Linked DNA regions of Homo sapiens: region 2 is linked to region 1. A link is a loop called in an ENCODE intact Hi-C map of the cell type or tissue named here. Cell type or tissue: spleen. All regions are shown on one strand. Links, peaks and the distances in the headings refer to the core of each region. The heading gives the core; the rest is flanking DNA.

Region 1 (8,826 bases), core at 276-8,275:
CATGATATTAGCGAATTGGGAATAGAAGGGAACTTCCTCAGCCTGATATTGGGCATCTACTAAAAAACCTTTACTTTGTTCATACTCATATCTCATGATGAAAGGCTGAATCGTTTCTACCTAAGATTGGGGAAGAAAACAAGATTTTCCACTCTTGACCACTTCTAATCAACGTTGTATTTGAAGTCCTAGTCACAACATGATCAAGAAAAAGAAAAAGACTTGAGATTGGAAAGGAAGGAGTAAAATTGTTTTTATTCCCAGATGACATGGTTTTATATATATAGCAAATGTTAAGTTACTAGGACTGATGTGAATTTGGCAAGATTGTAGGATACAAGGATAATATACCCAAACAGTGTAATTTCTATATAATAGTAAAGAACAATTAAAAATGAAATGGGTCTGGGAGCGGTGGCTCACGCCTGTAATCCTAGCACTTTGGGAGACTGAGGTGGGCAGATCACGAGGTCAGGAGATCAAGACCATCCTGGCCAACATGGTGAAATCCCATCTCTACTAAAAATAAAAAAATTAGCTGGGCATGGTGGCACTTGCCTGTATTCTTAGCTACTCGGGAGGCTGAGGCAGGAGAATGGTGTGAACCCAGGAGGCGGAGGTGGCAGTGAGCCAAGATCGTGCCACTGCACTCCAGCCTGGGTGACAGAGCAAAACTCCATCTTAAAAAAATAATAATACAAATAAAGATGAAATGGACAAGTACCATGCATAATAGAGTAAAATTGTAAAATACTCAGGTATAAGTTTAACCAGATATGTGTAAAATCTGTACTCCAAATTACAGAAAATTATTGGAACTTAAAAAGACCTACACAAATGAAGATATATACCGCATTCATAGATTAGAAGACTTGTTACAAAGATGTCAGTTCTACTCAGACTTATCTATAGCTTCCTCAAGACCTTCCCAATCAAATTCTTAACAAGATTTTAAAAAATTTAGCAAACTGATGGTTAATTCCATGTGGAAATGCACGGGTCTTAGAAGAGTCAGCATTTTAAAACAGAACAAAGTAAAAGTACAGCTCCTCGATTTAAAGATTTACCATAAAACATAACACTGTGGTACTGGCATAAGGTAGACTAAAATCAATGAAACAGAATAGAGGGTCCAGACTCATTCATTCATATATGTATACACATATATATGTATATACATATATATACATACGCATATATACGTATATATGTATATACATATATACACACGCATATATACGTATATATGCATATACATACACATATATATACATATATATGCATATACATGTACATATATGTACATATATATGCATATACATGTACATATATGTACATATGTATATACATATATGTATACATGTATACATGTGTATACACATACATGCATACACATATGTATGTATACATATGTATGTACATATGTGTATACATATATGTAAAATGTATATATGTATGCACATATATGTAAATATATATTATATATACATGTATGTATATATTTACATATATGTGTATTGTATATGTAAACATGTTTACATATATATTTACATATATATGTTTACATATATATGCTTTTTTTTTTTTTTTTTTTTTTTTTTTGCCAAAGGTGCCGTTGTAAAGGGAGCCTTTTCAACAAAACAGCTGTATTTCTGTATGGAATAAAAAGTCATTATTTTTCTATATGTATCATATATTTAAAAGGCATATAACGTAGGTCATAGATTTAAACATAAAACAATGGAACATCTAGAAGAAAACAGGAGAAAATCTTCATGATCAAGGATGGGTAAAGACTTTTAGTACACACAAAACAGGAATCATAAAGGGAAAAAATTCTATTTCATTAATATTGAAAGGTTTTGGTTTTAAAAATACACCTATGAAAAGGCAAGCTCACAGACTGGGAGAAAATACTATTAGAAAATACCTAACAAAGGACTTGGATCAGTATATAGAGAATTTCACAAATCTTTTACATAACGCTTTTTTTTTAAAAGCACAATTCACTAATAAAAATATATGAAAAAATAGGCAATACCACTTGTTAGCAAGGATGTGGAGCTACTGAAATAATCATATATTGCTGATGGGAGAGTAAAATGGTACATTACTTTGGAAAACTGACAGTTTCTGAAAACTTAACCCTGTGACCCAGCAATTCCAGGAAAACGTTTGTTTACAGAAATACACATTAATATTTATAGTAGCTTTACAGGAATGTCTGTCAACAGATGAATGCATAAACAAATTGTGGTATATCCATATAATGGACTATACTGCTCTGCAGTATAAAGGAACAAACTGACACATGCAACAACATGGATTAGTGTCAAAAACTTGGTGAGTAAAAGAAGATAGACGCGAGTACCTACTGTATGATCCTGTAGACATGAAATTCTAGATAGAATTTAGTTATAGAAAGAACAGTGGTTGCCTAGGGTGGTAAGAAAAGGGTGATTGACTGCAAAAGGGCTCAAGGGAGTGTTTAGGGGTCATGGAATGTTCTTTTATCTTGATGGTAGTGATGCTTCCATAGGTATATGCATTTGTCAAAACTTATATAACCATATACTTAATAATGCATCATTTGAAGGTAGTTATTCCTCAAAGTTGGCTTAAATTATTTTAGCATTTTTAGGCCAGGCGTTGTGCCTCACACCTGTAATTCCAGCACTTTGGGAGGCCAAGGTGGGCAGATCACCTGAGGTCAGAAGTTCAAGACCAGACTGGCCAACATGGTGAAATTCCGTCTCTACCAAAAATACAAAAATCAGCAGGGCGTGGTGGCGCACGCCTGTAATCTCAGCTACCCCGGAGGCTGAGGCAGAAGAATTGCTTGAACCCAGGAGGCAGAGGTTACAGTGAGCTGAGATCACACCACTGCCCTCCTGCCTGGGTGACAGAGTGAGTCTCCATTAAAAAAAAAAATAGCATTTTTATTAAAATGTGATACTTCTTTTGTTGGTGGTGATACCGAGTTTTTGCATATTTGACAATTGCATGATAATCTTTAAAGTATGTAAGAAATCTAGGAGCTCCAAAAAGACTCATTACTTTTTGCAGTCTAAGATTATATTTCTCGAATGTAGACCTTTTAAGTGGATGAGTTTTTCATGTATTTAAGAAAAGGTACAACACATACATGTATGACCTGTGTTCATTTCATAATATACTATTTCAAGTCTGTCATAATACTGATAGGGTGCTCTCTTTGCTTTGTTCATTTGGTAGTCAAACTGTGCAGAATATAAATATTAAACTTCCACTTGGTACACAACAAGATCATTATAAAACTGGAAAATTTTTTTGGAGCTTTTTGAAGGTTTTATCTGCTGCGCCCCCTGGTGGATTTTACTTCTCATTGGGGTCACATGAAAATACAGCCATTTACCTTCGTAGGAGGTGTCTTTATAAAAAACTGTAAAGCTTTTAAGTTAATCTTTATGTTGAAAAACTTCTCAGTAACTTCTGTTGATAACACTATGAGGTTTTTTGTTTTGTGATCTTCACAGGAGTTATTCAGTACAAGCTTTTCCATAGATAATTTTGCCATGTCTGATGGCTTTTTTCCAAAACACCTCTAAGATAGAGATTCCGGGATCCTGTATTGGAGTAGTAGTTTCTAATAGTTCTCATCCTATAATATGGTTCTAAATTTCTTGCTGTACAAAAGAGATTGGAGAATCGTGTCTTAGAAATAGTACGTATAGTTGGGATAAGCCTTGAACATATTATGGTGCCAGAAATTAAGGAAGTACTTAAAAAAAAAAAAAAGGTTGTTGGAAAGGCCGCATAGGAGCCAACCTGAAGATCTAATAAAGACCTAATAAAGCTGGAACAATTTGACTAACAAAATAATGATAGTATTGGATTTTAATTCATGTACTAAAATACTCATGAGTCCATGCTGATGTAAGTATTTTAATAAATAAATGGTGGAGAAGGCACTGGTTTTGGTTTTGTATTTTTTTTACAGGAGCATCCCAATTAATGTAGAAAGAAAGACGGGAAAAGAAATTTTTCATTAGGCAAATACCACGGTAATAAATGTGGCAGACAGGACCTGCTGATGGATGCCAAAATTAGGTCAGAGTTTGAGGAGAAAAGAGTATTTGCACAGTCTCAAAGTATTCCCTACCCCCTCTCCTCCCAGGATATTTTTTTAACTGCAAAGGAAAAGATGGTAGATTTATAGTGGAGAAATCTGGCAGCCACCACCTTGGCCAAGTGATCAAAGTTAACATCACTAGTAATAAGACATATTGATGTCATGAGCCCCTTGATACAGTGTACTGGAGGACACAATATCATTTCTGTGGTATTCTTGCCCCAAATGCCTAAATGCATTCTAATCATGAGAAAACAGGAAGCTCAAACTGAGGGAAGTTTTACAAAATACTGGATCATAAGTTTCAAGGTCATGAAAGACAATCAATCAAGAGTTGTCACAAATTGGAGCCAAGACTCAGGAGAAATTACAAAAAAGTTACAAAGATAATAGAGTTCTTGAATACCCCTCAGCCAAGTGGGGATGTTAACATCTCACAGAATTATAGTACAGTTATCAACATCAAGAAATTAACATTGGCTAAAGAATATTAAACCACATACATGAGTGAAAAAAATGGTGAAACTTGGAGAGTGTTCTTTTTCTTTTCCAGGATTCTCTCCTGGATCCCACATTACATATAGTTGTTTCTTTCAAAATATTATTGTTAGAATTTAGAGATACTTGCTTTGTTTTAAATCAGTTGGTGTATTAATAGGTAATAAGTTATTTGTAAAGTAGCTATTAAAAGAATTTCCTGATGAAGCAATAGTCTTGTTGCTTTTTTCTACTATACAATTATTGGGAATTGGCTAAAATTTGAGGAAAGTTTTGTTTTTCTACCATTCTGTTTATTTCATTTTCTCTTCATTCTGAAAAATTTTAGCATCACCTAAAACAGTTCACACTGCTTTAAGTTGTCTTTACTTTTAATCCCAACAGTTGAATAGCAGCTTGGTGTGTATGTATTAATAGCAATGCTTTCAGAACCAGAACACTGTGGTCTTTTCTTTACTATTTTGAAATTTCTTGTATTCTTTTTTTCTAAATGAGAGAAATATATAAGGGAGATGATTTATGTTTCATCATCTGAAAGTGTGATGAATGAATATGTAACCTTCTATTTCTATTAATATTATATTGCTGCAGTATTAATATGTCCAGTTGAAAATACTAAAATTTAGTGTAGCAACATGAGCTCTCTAAAAGCAAGTTCTTAATACTTTCATGTAGTAACATTAACAAGATTCTTGAAGTCACTTTTTAAAATGAGTTACCATCTGAATTTTACATTTATCCGTGAGAACCGTCAGAGTGCAATTGATCGAGGTTAAGTCTCAACAGTCTGTTTTCTGTATAAACAATCTACCAATTCCTTATTAGTAACTTTTTATGTTTTATAAACTCTGACTAAAATATCTAAGTTTTTGCCACCTTGCTTAAATTTTAGATAACAGTATATGACTTGAAGATTATTTTAATATTTTGTCTAATATAATGTCAATTGAATATGTAGGCATTTTCAACTGTTAAGGCATTCCTCCCAAAGTTGTCCTTCCAAAAAGTAGAAAAATAACATGAGTTTCAACCTGGCAAAACATATGAAAAAGAGTATCTCTGAGTCACAAGATGAGTCAAGAGGGTGAGGTTTGTTTTTCCTTGTCCATCTCTTTTAAGGGAATATGATCCTAAGCAGCAGGAAAAAAATATATTTAATGAAAATTGGCGCCAAAAGTTAGAATTTGTTCTTCAGTATTTAACTGGTACTAAGTGCAGATCTTCTATAAATATACTGAAACTAAATTTAATGGTGCTAACAAGATGGGTTTGATCTGCTTTAGAGATCTGTTCCTAATTTGTAGGTGATTGCTAATGCCGATATTTCAAGAATTAAAACTCTGTTTCATACTCTAATATCCTACTGTAGCACAGCAACACTGCTGGCAAGTGGAAGTGCTTAAATAACTGCCCCTCAGGTGCCAGTAATGACCAAAGAAATCATTTTGTTTGATACCTAAAATAACTATATTTACCATTTGTTCTTGAAAGCTGACTTTCGTAGATCTTGGCTTTAAAATTTTTTCCTGGCTTTGCTTTCCAAGCTGGCCATTTAAAAATATTCTGGATATTTAGGTATGGATTCCTCTAGTTGCTCAGCCTCGACTAGATTGTAAATACTGAGTATTTAGTCCATCTTACTCATCATCGTAATCGTAGCTGAAAGGAGGGGAGGGAGATGAGGAAATAAATGAGTGGTTGGAGAAAAGATAACTGCCCCCATACATGCTGCACTGGCTTCTTAGCTCAAGATCAGTTTTAGCTACATGGGGTATGTGGGAATGATGATGAATGGAAAGATTAGATAGAGCTTGTTCCCTCCTAGTCATATTAAAGGGGCTTTTTAAGAAGTCATTTATTGTCAAGGTAAAATGTGATCACTGGCACATTGCTTTGCCTTTGAGGAAAGTTTTGACTACTCATCCAGAGCAGATATCAACTACTTTATAATGTTTCACAAGATATTAAAACAAGTAAATAAAATTTAACTACTCCTTCTAAGGGCCTTTGCCAGGGAGTGAGATAATGATACAACTATAAGATAAATCATTAGTAACCCCTTTCTTTTATCAGAGAAAAATTGATAGGTGTCTCATAAATGGAGAATTCAGGCAAGGCCATTCCAGCAGGAGGTTTATAAGGAAATGGAGGTATAAAATCTATACTTTAGCAGAGATGTGCCAAGAGCATTGTAGCCAAAGAAAAGGAAATGGGGAAAGAGATAAGATGGAAATTTAAATTTGAGGCTAAGTATTGCCGAGGACTTTAGACTTTTTGTATTAGAAAGCCACTAGAAAATGTAAAGCACAGGAGCTAGCCGTTTGGCTGAATTTGCCTTTTAGAAAGATTACTGTTGGCAATGTAAAGAAGATGGATTGAACCACATATATTTATTTGATTTATGATTATGATTTTCAAGTATTCTTAATATTTTTTATTCATTTATTAAGACTGAAATGCTATCTTCTTGATTGGAGGAGTTTTCTGAGTAGCTAAAACAATCCTTTAAGTGCCTAAATTTCAGTTTCTTGATAAACAACTTTCTAAACTATAATTAATGTCCCCACTTCAATAAATTGACTAATAAATAGTTTGCATAAATATTATCATACTACATTTCTGCTTTTCCTCTTCCCATTAATCATACAGCCTAGAAGAAATGATCCTGATTTGTCCACTTAAAGTTTGTGGAGACATTATCTTTTCTTATCTACTCACAATAGATCACCTTTGTGATCTGTTATGTTTAAATTCCCTGTCACCTTTCCTAGTCTATGGTTGTAAACTAAGGCAAAACTCAAGATTGGAAGAAGAAAATAATTAACTAATCCTTGGTATATGTGTAAAAAATTAAGGCAAGCGTGGAGAGGGTAGCTCTTCAGCAAAATCTATGAACTTTGAGACACTGTTCTGAATGGTTTGCTGATTGGTACCTGGTTAGCTAGTAGTTTTAAATACTGATGGAATTTTAATCAATAAGTTTTACATTTGAAATACTTATTAATACTTAAAACATTATTAAAACCATAATTAAGCACCTGTTATATGTGATGCTCAGAGCACCAATGAAAAAGTCATGGACTCTGCCCTGAGGTGGAGTAGACATATAAATAAATAAGCGAAAAGCATTTGTAGGACTTTCATTATATTTTTTCTCTTTCAAGAGTAAGGGTGTGTCATTTTATAGATAGAAAATGGGGAAATAAGGTTTATTTGAACAGTTTGCAGTTATGTCACATATTCCATTAAAGAAGGAATACTCTTTAATAGAGGGATAAAATGCTTGTGTAGTTGATGTGCTTATGAAGTGCTTATATGATCTTTTTTATCAGATTATTTATATACATTAATGTGCTACATAATAATTTTTGGTCAGTGGCTGACCACATATACACAGTGGTTCCGTAAGATTATAATGGAGCTGAAAATACATGTACAGTCATGTGTCACTTAACAACGAGTTGCATTGAGTAATGCATCATTAGTGTAGCCTAAGTGTACAGAGTTTATAAAGTCTACAGTAATATCCTAGGCCCTTACATTAACTCACCAGTCACTCACTGGCTCACCCAGAGCAGCTTCTGTCCCACAAGCTCCTTTCATGGTAAATGCCCTATACAGGTGTACCATTTAAGTAAAATTTTCATACTATACTTTTACTGTACCTTTTGAATGTTTAGATATGTTCAGATACACAGATATTTAGCATTGTGTTACAATTGCCTACAGTATTCAGTACAGTAAGATGCTGTACAGATTTTGTAGCCTAGGAGCAATAGGCTGGACCATATAGCCTGGGTGTGTAGTAGGCTGTCCCACATAGGTTTGTGTAAGTACACTCTGATGTTCATACAATGATGAAATCTAATGATGTGTTTCTCAGTGTAACCCCATCGTTAAGTGACTCATGACTGACTGTATGTGTATTTTGGTGTTTGCAGCAGTATTTACATAAATTTTTCATCACAGCATTTCTGATACATGTGTTCTAGAAAACCTCAGATGCCATGAAATCACATCTGGGAAAAATATGGATAGAGTAGACCATTCAAATTATGCAGCTTTGTTTGTAACAGAGTATTAACATAAACAGTAATGATCTTAAAAATGCAAGTACAAATTAACTGTACAAATGAAACACCATAGCCCATCACTTATGAGCCTTAAACGGGGACTTGTGCTTCTTTTAAGGTATGGTGCAGGTTGAAGTTATTTGC
Region 2 (8,826 bases), core at 591-8,590, 49 kb before region 1:
AAATTTATCCACTCATTTTGTCCCATAGTGAATGAGAAAATTAAAATGGTTCAAGGTATAAAGTAAAGAAGCTGACTAAGGGTCAGTCAGCAATGAGAGGGACAGACAAGTATGGAAGGATCAGGCAACTGTTATAGGTAGTAAGGCAGTATAAGGAAGTCACCTTGGGCCAGGAGGATATTAAGTCAGACAGTGGGCCTGGAGTCTGGGGCAAGCAACAGGGATTCATTCCTATCAACAAATACTTGTAGATTTTGTCTGCCGTTTACTGGTTGTTGTGCTCTCTGTTGTGGAGGATATTGCAATGATTAAGGCAGGTTTCCTACCTTCATTTAAGTAGAGAATGTAAGACAAATGGCAGTAACCGTGAAGTAAGTTAGCATGTGATGAGTGTCATATGAATAGTACACACAAAGCATGATAGAAATTTAAGAAGGAGCAAGATCATTTTCACCTGGGATTAGGAAAAGTTTTATGAAGGAGGTGGTAATTGAGCTAGCTGGGTCTAAAAAGATCAGCGTTGCAGTAGGCAGAGTTGGAGGCATCTAGAAGAAGGCACTTTAAATCCTAAAGGGAGGAAGAGACAATGTACATTTGGAGCACTGATGGTTCCCGAACCAACAGCAACAGCATCATCTGGAAACTTGTCAGGCCCCACCCTGGAACAACTGAATCCAAAATTCTGGAGATGAGCCAAGCAGTCTTAAGTTTTATAGGTCTTCCAGGTAATTGTGATATAGGCTGAACTTTGAGAACCACTGTTTAGAGAATAGGAAGGAATGTGTAAAGTTGAGTCAAGCGTCTCTTAATGTACCTAGCACTAACTATATGTACTTAAGACATAATTGTTATCTACAAGGAAATTAATCAAGTAGGGTAAATAAGACAGTGATTATGCAGTGTGCTATGTGCTATTAACAGACTAAACATGGGATGCTGTAAGAGCACATGGCAGGGAAGAGGCTTAATCCACACTGGGGATGAATGTCACTTAAAGTTTCCTGGAAGAAATGGTGTCTGAACTGAGTCTTGAAAGGATGAGTATTTAGCCAGTGAGGAAGGGCACACCACATAGAGAGCTTCTGTTCGAAGTCATGGAAGCATGAGATATACAAGCCATCCAGAGAACTACAGTGTTAGTTTAGCGTGGCTGGAGAGGAAGGGGGTAGTGTCTGGTGGATTGACACTAGATCATAGAGGGATTTGCATATCATGAAGGAGTTAATCTTTTTTCTCCTAAAAGCAGTGGGAAGTTATTTTCAAGCAGGAGAATGACATTGTCTCATTTACTTTTTTAAAGAGACCATTCTGATGGCCGGGTGGATAATAGGATAGATGAATCTAGACATGAGGATTCAGAAATAATTATAGTAATTTATATGAGACAGAAGGATGTGAAAGAATACAGTAACAATGCAGATAGATAGTAGGGATCCTACAGGAGATACATTTAGGCGGTAGAAGAAAGAACTTGGTAACTATTGGATTATGGGGAAGAAAAGAGGTGGTGAATTCTGCTTTGGTTTCTGGCTTTGGATAATGCTATCCACCCAGCAAATATTTGTTGAGCACCTACTTGGTTAAGGTTAGGTTTTAGGAATACATGGGGAATACTGTTCCTGTCCTCGAGAAACTTCCAGTTTGCTGGGATGACTATTGTTTCATCTCTAGGCTTCTATTATTTGGTAATTAGTGCTTGGGATGCTATGTTGCAAGACTCCAATTTCAATAGGATAGAGTGCTGTGAAATATTAACAGTGCCTGCTACATACATGTCATGGCCTAGGAGAAACAGAAAGAACTTGATAGCCTGGAGGTAGAAAGAGGCACATGTGTTTGAACAGTGATTCTCAAGAAGTGGATCCTGGACTAGCAGCATCAGTATCATTTGGGACCTTGTTAGAAATGCACATTCTCCTAGGAGATGTAGGAGAAGAAGGTTTTGGGGGAGTGATGAGAATTTTTATTTTTGCACATGCTGAATTTAAAGGAATCATGGGTGGGCTAGGCACAGTGGCTCATCCCTACAATCCAAGCACTTTGGGAGGCCGAGGCAGATGGATCTTGGGCTCAAGAGTTCCAGACCAGCCTGGGCAACATGGTGAAAGCCCATCTGTACAAAAATACAAAAATTAGGCGGGCACAGTGGCACACGCCTGTAGTGCCAGCTACTCAGGAGGCAGAGGTGGGAGGATGGCTTGAGCTTGGGAGGTGGAGGTTGTGGTGAGCCAAGATTGTGTGACTGCACTCCAGCCTGGGTGACAGAGCAAGACTGTTTTGGGGGGCGGGAGGTGGGCAGGGAATAGTAATCTTGGGTTATCTAGGTGATTATGGCCAACAGGTAATTGGCTACCTATATCTGGAGCTCATAAGAGACATCTGGGGCTTGCATTAAAGATTTGAGCATTGTCTGTGCATTTATATTAGGTAGTAGTTGAAGCCGTGAAACTGGATGAAATCCTGTGTAGAGAGAATATAAAATGAGACGTGAAGAGAGTGAACTCTAAAGATGGTGCATGTAAAAAGGCAGGTAGAGGATGAGGAGCCTGTGAAGTTTGTCATTGAATAGCCAGAGAGATAGTTGGGAAATGAGCAGCATAGCATGATGCCAGATTGAAGGGAGTCTTAAAGAGGAAGGAGTCAGCAGTGAATAGATACTGCAGAGATCAAGAAAGAGAACTTAAAGATGTCTTTTGGAGATAACAGGAGAGTTTTGATGACTTGGTCAATAGTAGTTTGTTGTAATGGTGGCAAGGGAAGCCAGGAGGTAGTGAGACATTGAATTTAGATTGCTTTTTAAAGCTTTGAGTAGCAGAGAGGGTGAAAGCTAGAGAATTTAGTTTTGAGGAAGGATTTATCTTGGGGTTGAAAGAAAAAGTCAGAGCCGGGCACGGTGGCTCACTCCTGTAATCCCAGCACTTTGGGAGGCTGAGGCGGGCGGATCATGAGGTCGGGAGTTAGAGACCAGCCCGACCAATATGGTGAAACCCTGTCTCTACTAAAAATACAAAAATTAGCCGGGTTTGGTGACGCGTGCCTGTAATGCCAGCTACTTAGGAGGCTGAGGCAGGAGAATCACTTGAACCCGGGAGGCGGAGGTTGCAGGGAGCTGAGATTGTACCAGTGCACTCCAGCTTGGACGACAGAGCAAGACTCTGTCTCAAAAAAAAAAAAAAAAAAAAAAAAAGAAAGAAAGAAAAAGTCAGTAAAAAGGGTAAAAAGGGAGAGATTATCTTTTGAATCTTTTCAAAGAGAAAAGACAGGATTATTGACAACTTAATGTCTCCAAGGAGGTAGAAGGGAGTTTATGACTCTCCTTAGACAAGAAGGGGAATTTTTCTCATCCTTTTAACATGAAAGAGAAGGAGAAAAAGATGAAAACTATTATGTAGGTCATATAAGAGTTTAGGCTGGAAAGGAAGTCATGTGTTAAGTTGTAAATGGTTTAACTGTTTTGAGTTCAGTTTGGTCCCATTGGGGAACCATTGATTAATCTGGAAATAAGATGCTGGGTGACTTGGAAAGGGTGGAAACTAGATGAGGTGAGTTCCACAAAGGAATACTGCTTTATAGTATTACAAGTATGAAGTTATAAGGATTTGAAAGCAAATAAAAATGGAGGCATTTTAAATATAGAGTTGAAAAGAGTTAGAAACTGATGATGAGGAAACAGTCATGAAGGATGACCCAACCTAGTGATTAGATATAAAGATAGCACATTACAAATAAAACCAGGAAAGTAAGAGTGAGTTGCTGGTGAAAAGTAGTGTTAGAAGAAGGTGAGCTTGGTTTTAGATAGTTAATTTGATAGGCTTGAGACATTATACTGTAATTATTTAACAAATGTGATAATGTACTTGGAAAATAAACTGAATAATTTTTTTTTCTTTTTGGAGACAGGATCTTGCTATTTTGCCCAGGTTGGAGTGCGGTGGTGCGATCTCAGCTTATTGCAGCCTCCACCTCCCAGGCTCAAGCCATCCTCCCTCCTCAGCCTCCCAAGTAGCTGAGACTACAGGTGCACACCACTACACCCAGCTAATTTTTGTGGAGACAGGGTCTTGCCATGTTGCGCAGGCTGGTCTCAAACTCCTGAGCTCAAGCAGTCTGCCCACCTTAGCCTCCCAGAGTGCTGGGATTACAGTCGTGAACCACCAGGCCTGGCCTAGAAGTAGAATATTTGAGTCAGGGTAATAGCTGATTGGATAGTTGTAAAGATGAAGATTAAGAAAATACTGATGGAATGGTCATTAGAAGAATATTGATAATTTTTAAGACTAACTTCAGTCATGTCCTAGGTGACAAACATAAGATTGCAGGGGAAAGTAAACTCTGTGAATGCAGAAGCCTTGTCTTTGTCTTTTCGTTCTTATATTCCAGATACTTGGTATATGGTAGATGTTAAGTACTATTTGAAGGAGTATGTGAAGTGGAATAAAGGAAAAGGTGCTTATCGGACATTGAAGGCAGTGAGTGTCAGTTTCTTTTTTTTTTGAGACATTTATGAAAGAAAGACAAAGGATAATTAACTTCAGTGGTTTACAGTTGGAGTAAGTTCTTTTTTGGTAAGAGAAAGATGGGGATATTCTTGAGAATTAGAAAAGCCAGGAGAGGGAGCTGTAAGAGCGTGATTAATGGAATGAGCTCTAGAAAAGTTAAAAAGAAGAGGATAAAAGGAAAGGATAGACATTAAAAGAGAGAGAAAAAATCAGAGTGAAGAGAAATAGGCCATGGCAACAGATATGTTTTAATAATGGAGTTCATAGCAGGTGGCCTAAATCATCTTAGTATCTCAGGATAATTTGAGGCAAGTTAATTTGCTGAGGTTGACATTGAGCCTGAGGGAACTGGGGTGGTTTTGAGGGGTGAGGGCTGTGGAAGAGGATTGTGTTATCCAGTTTGGGGAATTGTTAGGCAGTTAACAAGGTAATAAATAAATATAACTAAATGGTAGCTAGGACCTAGGAGAAGGCAGCAGTTGGTCAGTGACCTAGGAAATAAATCTAGAAAACAGGGGTTTTAACCAGAAAAGAGCTTAATACTTTGGCAGTCTTTGCTTTATTAACTCAGATTTGTTCTTCTGATCAATTTACATAGGTCTAAAAGGAATCATTTTTTGAGTTCAGCTTTTAAGGAAGGGGAAACATGTTTTAGATCCGTATGTTAATTTTTTTTCCCTAAAGTTCTAAAGACACTACATTAATGTAGTCACTTAAAAATTCAAATGATATTGAAAGATCTAAAATGGAAAGTAAGTCTTCCCTGGCCACCCCTCCCCCAGTATTAAGTTTCTTGTTTATATATTCTTCGAAGAGTTTTTTGTGTGGGGTTTTTTTCCTTCCTTTTTTTTCCCGCCTGTGGCAACATATGGATTTTATTATAATTTAGTTCTTATTAAAAAGATTGATCGTAAAAGTTTTAATGATACGCTACTTATTACAAACTATAAGTAAACTCATAGTTTACTCATTACAATCAGTTTTAGTCCAAAGTTTTAATGGTATTTTAAATGTAAACAATGAGTCAGAAATAATTGATAAATCTAATTAGGTAACAATTTTATAGTGATAGAGGTTGTTACTTTAACGAGGGTCTGAACTATGACCATGTTCTTAAGAAATTACTCTGGGGAAAATAACATTTTACTAGAACTTTTTTTTGTACTTATTTCTACCTAATATCTTATTAAACATAACATGGATAACAAATTATTAAAAGAGAAAATAGCTTCTGAAGTATAATGGATAAAGCGTCTTTTTTAACTCAAGCTTGATTGTTTAAAATTTATTCCTCATTTTTACCCTTCCAAGTAAGCCTTTTCTCCAGTAGCCCTCATCTTTTCTTCCCTTTCTGAATTTTCTCCATAGACTCCATAATAAAGGAAACTTATGGTCAACATCTCCTCAGTGTTTGTGAATTGACAGTATAATTCTGACTAATTTATAGGTCTGGCGCAGGAATAACATTTTGATAAATGTATTCCTGGGTTTGTCTTTGGATTTTATAGTCTTGTACTATGAAATATTTAAAATGTTTGAAGATTTCTGTAGGAAATCTTTTGAAATTTAGCACTAATAATTTAAACAATTCATAGATTCCTATACTGTTCTTCCTCATAGAGTTTTGTTTTGTTTTTTAAATATTTCTTGTAAGTAGTAAAAAGAGGGCCAAATTGGTAGCCCTGTTGGTATCCCAAAAAAACATTCCTGTAGATGAGATGTTACATTGACTTGTTTTTCTGGTGTTGGTAAAATCACTGGTGCGTTGACCAGCTCTTTTTCTAAAGAACACAGAGTATTCATTTTTATTTTTATGTTAGAATTAGGTATGCATTTTAAAACCTAGTTACAATAGAATGAAGCATAGCAGCCTACAGAAAGGATGTTACCCTTGGCCCTTACTAGCGCTATCCATTAGTATTTTATTTTTAATCTGTCTAGATTCAGGGATGATTTTCTTTCATATCCTCCTGAGTGTAATGCCATAAGCAAGCCCCTATTTTAGGCATGCAGTATGCTGGCATTGTCTAGTATTTCTTGTAAGGCAATCTTTAATAAAAATTGGAATCTCAGGAAAAACACGTGATAATGGGCAATAAGATAAATCTGTACTTACATATTTGTTCATGGTGCACCTGTGTTCCCTAACAAATAGAATTTCATGAATTATAAACTAACTTATACTCTTTCTCAAGTAAAGAGTGAACTTATAATCAGAGGAATACTTCAGCTGTATCTTGCTGTCTGGCAGTCACGCTGCTTTTACCTTGCTTCTGGACTGTTAACGTCTGTTCGTACATTTCTTGTTTTTCTTTTCTTTTTTTTTTTTTTAGACGGAGTCTTGCTCTGTTGTCCAGGCTAGAGTGCAGTGGCGCAATCTTGGCTCACCGCTACTTCAGCCTCCTGGGTTCAAGCAATTCCCCTGCCTCAGCTTTCGAGTAGCTGTGATTGCGGGTGCGCACCACCACACCCAGCTAATTTTTGTATTTTTAGTAGAGACAGGGTTTCACCATGTTGATCAGGCTAGTCTCAAACTCCTGACCTCATGATCCGCTTGCTTCAGCCTCCCAAATTGCTGGTATTACACGCGTGAGCCACCGCGCCTGGTGCATTTCTTGTTTTTCAGTCCACCACAGTTCAGTGATGTTTAATTCAGTAGACACTAGCTGTATGTGGTTGTTTAAATTTTAAAGTTAATTAAAGTTAAGTAAAAGTGTAAATTCAGTTCTTCATTCACAATATCTACGAGTACACAATAACTACATGTAGGTAGTGGCTACTGTGTTAGTGTAGATAAAGAATGTATCCATTGTGGCAGAAGTTTCCATTAGATACTGCTTGTCTACAATGATTTTGCACCTGCATGTCAATGAAACTTACATTGGTAGTAATCTTTTTTTTTTTTTTTTTTTGAGATGGAGTCTTACTCTGTGGGCCAGGCTGGAGTACAGTGGTGCAATCTCGGTTCACTGCAACCTCCACCTTCCATGTTCAAGTGATTCTCCTGCTTCAGCCTTCTGAGTAGCTGGGATTACAGGCATGTGCCTCCGTGCCTGGCTAATTTTTGTATTTTTAGTAGAGACGGTATTTCACCATGTTGGTCAAGTTGGCCAGCTCCTGACCTGGTGATCCGCCCACCTTGGCCTCCCAAAGTGCTGGGATTATAGGCCTGAGCCACTGTGCCCGGCCACATTGTCAGTAATCTTCTAATTACCAGCATGAGATTTGGAGTTGGGAAGATCTGAATTTAGATTCTGGCTCTGCCATTTATTAGCAATGTGACCTTGAACAAATATCATAAGCTCTCTAGACCTTATTTAGTGCAGTACATATGTATATAAAGTGGGAATAACAACACCTTAAATTGTGACATATACAGTTGGCCTTCCATGCCCATGAGTTCTGGGTCCATGGATTGAAAATACTTGGGGAAAAAAAATAAAAAATAACAATGAAAAATAATACAAATAAAAATTTAGTATAAATACTATTTACATTGTATTAGATATTGCAAGTAATCCAGAGGTGATTTAAAGTATACAGGAGGATGTGTGCATAGGTTACATTCAAATACTATGCCATTTTATATCAGGGACTTGAGCATCTGTGGAGTTTGGTTTCTAAGAGGTGGGGGTGGGGAAATGGGACCAGTTCCCAGTGGATACTGAGGGACCACTGTAGAGCGTCTAGAGATCCCATAGGTATTCATTAAATGCATTTGGTTTAACATTTTTCTTCTTTGTAATGTTGGACCTTGTCGGGAACTCTTGAAATTCTCCTCTTTTGGCTTCTGCGACCTTTTCTACTATTGCTAGTTGCTATTTCTACCTCTCTGACCATTTTTAGTCTGTTTCCAGCCTTTGATGTAGGTTTGGTCCAAGACTCTCTCAAATATGATTGTATTACTTTCCCGTTTAAAATTCCGGCATTATAAAGACTGAAATCTTCAACATAGCCTAAAAGACTCCATGAATTCTTCATCTGCTTACTTCTGTCCCTTCCACCATGTTCCTACTTGTTTTCTGTGCTCTAGCCACTTGGCCTTGTGTCATTCACCCAGTATCGTTTGCTATGTTTATTCCACCATCTGAACCTTTGCATATGCTACTGGAATGCCTCAAAAGTCCCTCAGTTAACTAAGGGGGAGCCATACACTCCCAGAGCAGGTCAGGTCATGTTCTATGTTACACTCTTTTAGTACCTTTAATGTTTCCTTTGTAGCACATAATTGATTAGTTTTGAGATGTTTGGTCGCTTTCTGTCTCCCCATGATTTAATGTGAACTCTGTGAGAATGGGCATCTTGTCTGTTTTGTTTTTCATCTGTT

Evidence for each region. A loop is a pair of places that touch in the nucleus more often than their neighbours do. Peaks named below come from ENCODE experiments on the same cell type or tissue, not always from the same donor. Only the 100,000 strongest peaks of a DNase experiment are listed, where the experiment ranks them.
Region 2: it touches region 1 in a loop (2.0-fold over the local background); 75 of 110 quality-filtered maps call a loop at or near these places.

Annotation. Positions count from the first base shown.
Region 1 is chr2:68,190,839-68,199,664 of GRCh38, reverse strand. The region is part of intron 2 of PPP3R1 (protein phosphatase 3 regulatory subunit B, alpha); the gene reads left to right. Among named protein-coding and RNA genes, the nearest start is that of PNO1, 37 kb to the right of the region's middle. RefSeq lists an enhancer at 4,806-6,824. In spleen, for the core only: a CTCF peak has its summit at 3,357 (motif pointing left); no DNase peak of the experiment used is centred there; H3K27ac peaks cover 1,287 bases.
Region 2 is chr2:68,240,429-68,249,254 of GRCh38, reverse strand. The region is part of intron 1 of PPP3R1 (protein phosphatase 3 regulatory subunit B, alpha); the gene reads left to right. Among named protein-coding and RNA genes, the nearest start is that of PPP3R1-AS1, 6.8 kb to the left of the region's middle. In spleen, for the core only: no CTCF peak of the experiment used is centred there; no DNase peak of the experiment used is centred there; H3K4me3 peaks cover 1,110 bases; H3K27ac peaks cover 13 bases.